2 separate regions of the Mus musculus genome follow, and region 1 is linked to region 2. Evidence: chromatin contacts called from ENCODE Hi-C data. All regions are on one chromosome and are shown on one strand. Each heading gives the region's core, a stretch centred on a gene start or an enhancer-like site at or near the end of the contact. The rest is flanking DNA. Distances are from core to core; before and after follow the strand shown. Region 1 overlaps Pacrg (PARK2 co-regulated). Region 2 holds the start of 1700110C19Rik (RIKEN cDNA 1700110C19 gene).

What was found. Hi-C counts contacts between places; a loop is a spot of excess contacts on that map.
Region 1: a loop to region 2 is called in a map of heart, with 3 times the contacts of the local background. The contact joins the enhancer-like site here to the promoter of 1700110C19Rik in region 2. A Hi-C loop is called at or near these places in 2 of 37 maps with a recorded cell type or tissue (heart and mouse trophoblast stem cell).

The regions. Positions count from the first base shown.
Region 1 is chr17:10,471,241-10,474,740 of GRCm38, forward strand. All of the region lies in intron 4 of Pacrg (PARK2 co-regulated), which reads right to left. All of the region lies in intron 1 of A230009B12Rik (RIKEN cDNA A230009B12 gene), which reads left to right. Among named protein-coding and RNA genes, the nearest start is that of A230009B12Rik, 17 kb to the left of the region's middle. Within about 2 kb of position 2,140, at least 2 of the 3 ENCODE cell types and tissues checked have a DNase peak (open chromatin) inside an H3K27ac peak, as active enhancers do; they include heart, where a contact is called at or near this core.
Region 2 is chr17:10,322,817-10,326,497 of GRCm38, forward strand. 1700110C19Rik (RIKEN cDNA 1700110C19 gene) reads left to right here and starts at 1,786. Exons shown (of 3, transcript NR_045461.1): 1 at 1,786-1,974; 2 at 2,239-2,378. Gm46608 reads right to left here and starts at 595. Exons shown (of 1, transcript XM_017317774.2): 1 at 1-595.

The DNA.
Region 1 (3,500 bases), core at 890-3,389, 150 kb after region 2:
GTCTCTTGCTCTCCACTTCCCTGCTGCTCTCTAAGCGCTTTCCCTCATCTGGGCATGCTCTAGTCTAGATTCTCCCTGGGCTTTTCCTGCCTGGGTCATACTCCAAACATTTCTCCAAGGAACACTAGTCCTTTTGTGGAGAAGATGGTACTTGGAGGCCAAAAATCCAGTTACTAGATGTGCTCACTGCTACTGCATTTTCTGACCCTAGGTTCTCTCGGGGCAGAGGCAAGACATGGACATAGTGATAGCCATGCTTATTTCTGTATGTGCATTACAAATCATGAGTGCACACCAGTACCCAGTATCCCCAGGTCCAGGCCAGCGTGACAAGGTTTGTTCTGATTTTCTGTCTTTCTGCATTCTAATGTGCCATATTTGATGCTCTTGCCTCCAGTGTGTTAATGTCCATCACAGAGTCATGCATGGTACTGCTTTCTTACCACACACATGCCCTCTGAAATCCCTCGCTATGTTACCACAGTGCTCTATACTACATGGAGATCCTGACTGCCAGCCCACCTGGTGGCTTTGGACTAATTGTTGGGGACCAGAACAGTGCATATACATGCCTTTCCCAGGTTTATGGCAGATATTTCCTTAGTTTTTGTAATTTTGGACCAAGCTTGGGAGGACTGCAAAGCCAAGATATTCAAGCATTTGAACTGCTTTACAAGGTATCTCTTCCAGGGGACATGAGGATGCTACCTCTCACTGCTGTAAGAAATATTATACAAGGATAACGTTTCTGTCGATCATTGTGCTACGTGCAATTGTGCTGAGAATCATAGCAAGTTTTCTCTTTTTACAAACATTAACACTGCTTTGATAGACCTCTGGAGTCTGTCCCCTTACTCTCTATGACAGTGTCTTTATCTTGGGGAAGTACATCTGAAACCAAGAATGGATGTTTTCATTGAACCAGTGCTACAGATGAACACAGGCTTCTGGAACATTCCTGTGAAATGTGTGGCAGTTGGTAATTTGCACATGAACATTAAAGAATCACCACACTGCCTGGAGGAGAATTTCAAACTCTGTCAGAAAAAGGTCAATTCTAACTGTTGCTGTCATATGGCCATGTTGAGCCAAGGGAATTTAAAAGAACTGGATCAGTCTCTGGTTAGAACCTATCTTATAGGACCAGGAGGGAAAAAATTAGCATCCTTAAAGAGGACTCCAGTGGAGTGAGGGAGACGTTTATTAAGTCACTCTTACTCAAAGGGAGACATTTTCACATTTTATGAAACTTTGGATCCCTTTAAGGTCTGATTAAATGGGGCATAAAACTTCCCGGGCCTGGGAGACCTGCCCTGGGATGGATTACTTCTCTTCCCATGTGGCTAGTCCAGGATCCAGATAGTTGATGTTCATGTTCATTTAATATTCCTTTGTCATTATAATAAGGGGAAATTCTTATTTTTTCTTTCAGAAATTTAAGGTTGTATCAAGAGCACAAGCCAATTACTTTATTCATAGTGCAAGGAGGAACACACACACACACACACACACACACACTGATTGAGAGGCCCCAACTCAACTCACAACTGGGATCTGGACACTTGATGGCTGTTTAAAGTGTAGTAGCCAGTGTCCTCTCTCCAACATGTCCCTGTGGCATACACGGTCCACCTTAGGAAGGGTTCAAGCCTCCCTGATCAGGACAGGTAAGTCCTCAGCAAGTGCTCTGCCCTTCCTGGGGGTCTCTCATATTTCCAGCGGGTTGTCTTTTCTTCATATTCAAGAGTGACTGAAGACTCCTGTGTCATGGGCACTGTGTTCCGTTCTTGAAGGGCACTGTCCATTGTACCATAGACAAAACATTGGCACAAAGCTCTCTCAAATTCTTGTGTGGTTCGCTTGCAGGTACTTTGAAAGGTCTGTATTCCGCCACAGGTGTATTCCACTAAAGCAGGACAGATTCCACACCATGTGTGCATGCTCTGCTCTTCTGGGTCTGTTTGCTGCCTCTCCGACTGCTCTGGTATCTTCAATGAGATCTTAAAACTACATGGAAGATTGAGCTGTGACACCAATGACCTCAGCGAGCATGGCTGCCGTGATGGTGGTCCTATGGGGAACATTTGCCAACAACTGAGTGACTCAGGCCTGGCTGCAGAGCCAAGGTCCTCCAATAGGCATGTGGGCTGGATGCCAGAGGAGACTTCGCTCAGGGACATGGCACATTTCTCATGGAATGGATTGCTGATTTCAACCAGCCACCTCAGCCCTGCTAACTGCTGACTTCTGACTTTCTCTAAATGAGAAACGTGAAGGCGTGTTTGTATGTTTTAGACAGGAGGGACAGTTGTGAGCATTTTTTCCATGGCTAACTTGCAACTCAGTCCTTCCTTTGCTTTGGGTTGCTTCATATCGAATGATGGCTTGAATGTGCTGGAGCCTTACTTAGGTTAGCGTACATTTATTCACACATAATGAAAAAGATCAATGTGAAGGAAATGAAGGGACACAGTATGGTCATTATACCTTTCATAATAAACACTGTGCGGCCAGCGTCTCATTTTGTGCTGTTTGCTTCCGTGAAATTAGCTAATCCCTGGAGCACAGCCTTATCAATATTAACAATTATTGGTTGTTTGTATCATTCCATTTCTACTTCATAGCTAGCCTCCCCTTTTAGTTTTTCTTATTATAGACTGAGGAATTGATTAATGAAACATAAAATGTGGAGTCAGCTCACAGCTACTTGAAACCATATCCACCTAAGTCTGTCTTTGGACCTCTTTGGTGAGGCAACTGTCATGTTAACCTGGTTAGATGGACTGCAGCTGCTCCTTGTGCAGGCTGTGGAGAGGTTTGGGTGATAAGAGGCTCCATTTCAGGGTCATTTGTCATGTTTCTTGATAAAGGCTAACAATAGTGCACTGTGGACTTCCCTGCTCTCTCCACCCAGCCCTCGTCGTAGACAGGGGAATGTGTCAGAGAAGTGAACCCGGTATTGTTTCATCCTTATTTAGTAAGTGAGTCGAGCTATGGATGGCTTGAGCCCTGCTTCTATTTGCAGCTACGTGTAGAGCCAACTTGCCTGTCCTGGCCTGGTGGATCTCCTTTTAGAGTGCAGGGGAATGCAGGACAGATTAGGAGAACGACCTCCGTCTCACTGCTGGACAGACTTTCTACTTGACAATCTGGCATTAGGCACTGGCTAGATATTTTTGGGAAGGGGCATGTGTTGCTTCTCTATCTCTTGTCAGTGAAGTGACACCGATTCTAGGAGAAGCTAACTCATGTGCTCTGAGGGGGTTATTTATAATATTTAGACCCATGACATCTGTGTAGAGAACTGTACCTTTTCCCAATATTGTTCACATTTTCTCCTACACAAAGAAAACATGATTTGGGGAATTATGAACAGTGTTTTAGCATTTCTTTTTGGGAGGCACTACATTAAAATTCTAAGAAGCCACACCCAAAACATCGAAGTCCCAACTAGGTCTATCACCTTTAAGCCAACCAGCATACTAGAAATAGTTAAATGA
Region 2 (3,681 bases), core at 536-3,035:
CATATAGATACTGTTCAGAGCATTGAAAATGATGTAGGGATTGTGGTCATGTTCAAATGTGAAACTTCAGCATTTGAAGATTAGGGCCCGGAGAGTTGTTATTTTTCGGTCTATGTCTCTATATGTGTGTGCATTTAGCACGATTGTCTTATTTATTTTGTATGCAAGAAATCAGTCCAGTAGTAGTAGTAGTAGTAGTAGTAGTAGTAGTAGTAGTATGTCTTCCTTTCACTAAAGCATGTTTATATCTCTAGTAAGATGAGGAGCGTGACTCCCTCGACTGCTGTAGTGTGATTTGTGATTACAGAGCTAATGTGATCCTTCCAGATGTAGCCCCAGCATCCAGCTTCACCCCCTGCCCAGCAGTTAAATATTAACTGGTAGTGTAAAGTTTCTGCTCATTTGACCCTAAATGAAACTGTAGAGGTAGAAACACTCAGAGCAGGATGCAGGCCCTCATGCCATGTAATGTGACCTTCTCATTCCACATTTATACAGATCTTCAAGCAAAAAATAACTATTAATTTTAGGACTCTACACTGAGCTTCAAATGCACTCTGTGTTGACCAATTTTCATACTGACTCAGAGCATTCATTTCAGTAGTGCTTCTCTGGATTGGGCTAATTTCATGGTTTTTTCTCTTCAGGATCTAGACCTGAAGAGAATCTAGGACCTCAGAATGAGTGGGTGATTAGGTTATTTTACTATGTTCAGTAGATACCATTTGGTTCAGTGTGTTAATTTTAAACAGCTAATGTGGAGAAACATTTTATAAGCAAAGGATATAACTACTTAGGTCGTCCCCAGACACTTAATCCAAATGCCATTTTCTCTACTACAGCTTAGAGACTGGATGTATTTTCCTGGTAATTGTGGCATATGTGACTTCTAAACTGAGTTTCCAGAAGGTCGGTGTGAGACTTACCAGGAGTGCTCTGGGGAGTCAGACACTTCAGTTATTTCAGTACACTGGTGCCAAGTTGCTAATTGCCTCAATTTTACAGCTGAGACAGTGACTGGTCCACGAGTCAGTAAACCCTGGAGACAGGATTCATTCACATCAGACCTTCAAAGTGACTGGACTTCAGGAAGTTAAATCAGGATGCCCAGGAACTAACTCACTCTCTCTCTCTCTCTCCTCTCTCTCTCTCTCTCTCTCTCTCTCTCTCTCTCTCTCTCTCTCTCTCTCTCTCTCTCCCTCTCTCTCCCTCTCTCTCCCTCTCTCTCTCTCTCTCTCCCCGTATTAACTGGTCAATAAAGGCTAGAGCCTGTGATTGGCAGTGGAGGGGAAAGGTGGGACAAGAAGTCTTTGGAGTGAGGCCAGGTAGAGAGGAGAAGTGAAGGAGAGAGCATGGAGAAGAGGAGAAGGAAGCAGTAATGGAGCAGAACTACCTGGCCAGGAGAAACTGGAAGTAGTAAGGGCCTTATAGGTGGGGGGTCAGTTAGACTAGTATTAGATATGCCCTTATAAGGCTTATAGCTTATAATTATAATAACTGAATTGCGTGTTTTTTTATACGGGACTATTGGGGTTGGAAATTCCAGCAACACATAAAGAGGGAGAAGGGAACAAGCTAGGGGAATCCTGGAGAGGGGGCTGGGGTAGGTACAATCAATATACATTGTATCCATGCAACCAACTGTCAAAGAATCAGCATTTGGTTAACTGCCTTGCGGTCTCTGAGTGTATAAAGTCCTTAGGGTTCTTTCCTAACAAGTGGAAAGAATGAGAACGCGACTCCGTGTATTTGAAGCTTCTAAGTCTCGAAGTTCCAAACGTTTCTGGCTCTGAAGAGTCCTCACAGAGAAGAGCAGATTTCTAATGTTTAGTTTCTGTGTTGGGTAGCCCCATGTCCAGATGACATAGAGATGCATTTAAAGCCTTCAGCTGTTGGGCTGAGGGCAGAACCCAGAAGCAGAGCAACTTGCCTACCTGGTAGGATTTCCAGTACTGCAAAACGAAAACTCTTAAGGTGTCCAATTTTGTATTCCAAAATTCTTTGTAAAAGATTCAACTGCTTTCATTTCCCTCAGATGTATAATGCTTTGGGCTGGAAGCTTTATATTTTTTATATTTTGCAAAACCAAATTTCCCACCCAACACATTATATATTTATAGCTTTATAACTTGATAACAAGTAGAGCACTGGAGAAACTACAGGCAGAACAGAGATTCCTTGGCTGGGGGGGGGGGGGTGCTGAGCTTTCCTTCCTTCTGTTCTGCCCTCTTCCTACAGCTTCTCTGAGTAAATGAGAGGAGAAGACTAAGACCACCTCTACAAATCCGACCTCTAAGCGGGGAGCAGTCGGGAAGCCGGTCACAGCCGCTTCTGGAGGTGCAGGAGGTCTCTCTGCCTTCACTGCAGGGAAATAGAAGGTCTGAGAGTTGGTTCCTCATGAACAGTATTTGCAGGGATTTTTCACGACTGGGGATCAAAACTAGGGCCTGTATATACTTGGAGGGGTGGAATTTCTGGCATGGAAAATGTGTGTCTCATACCTGGCCCGATTCAATGATTCTTAAGAATTTTGGAACAGAAGAGATTTCTATTAATATGAAATATCCGTAGCCCCCAGATAAATCGCCTCTAATTTCAACATTAAGGGGAAGCTGGTGGGCAGTGATGGTATCCCCGTGCTTTTTCTCTTTATTCTGTGTTTGGTGGTTATAGCTGCCATGTGGGTGCTAGGAACCAAACCCAGGTCCCCTCGAAAATCAGCAAGTTTTCTCAGCTATCTTCCCAGCCCCTGCTTTATTATGTATTTGAATATAAGATTAGAAGCAGTTATTCACAGCCCTGATACTCTCCACCAGTACAGCTTTATCAGCTTTCAAGTGTGTTGTTTAGTTTGGTTTTTCGAGACAGGGTCTGTAGCCCAAATTATGTAGCTCAGGCTGACCTTGGAGACAACTCTCCTGCTAAATTTTGAATGATTTGCATACCACTTAGTTTTCGGCCACAGACTGAGCCACGCAGTATAGTCCCTGGGGCCCCAGGCTCTCCCCATACCCCAGCAGGAACCTGGAACCTGCCTTCCAGGGCTGGGGCTACACTCGTCCCAGCGGTCTTTAAAAACATACTCACTGTTACTCTGCATCCGCCTCTACGTGCCTGGAAAGCATTCTGTCTGTGTTCACTAACCCTGAATTTACCAGGTTTTGTGAATTGCAGTGAAAGCAAGTAATACTTTGTCTAAAGTATGAACAGTTCCTTTGGGTACACATCCCAGTGTAGCGAGGGGGTCAGCGAAGGCCCTGCTCTGACAGCCTCAGCACTGTCCTCTGGTTCTCAAGTGTTAACACTTGGAGGAATAGGTTGTTGCTAGAGTCAAAACACACCAAAGTGCTTGTGTCCAGCAGCCTGCATTCCTGCCTTAGCCATCTTGTCTCTCAGCTGAGCCTCAGGGTGGACACTGACAGCGCCTGGATCTACTACTGGTTCCTAATAGTTCTGACCAGGCCACTCATCAAATATGTTACAGTTACCTGAGTAGATAGATCTTGAGGGCCACCAACTTGAATAACTAGCACTAACTGCACTGTTTTTTCTGACAAACCATTGGTAGCATTGTTTTTGCATGGAAAGAAAACGTAACCTAGGAAAATGAGTAACACTTTTTTGTCTAACAGTTCCGCAGTGTGTGTGCCCTATATTTATAGTGTGTGTTTGGAATTAAGT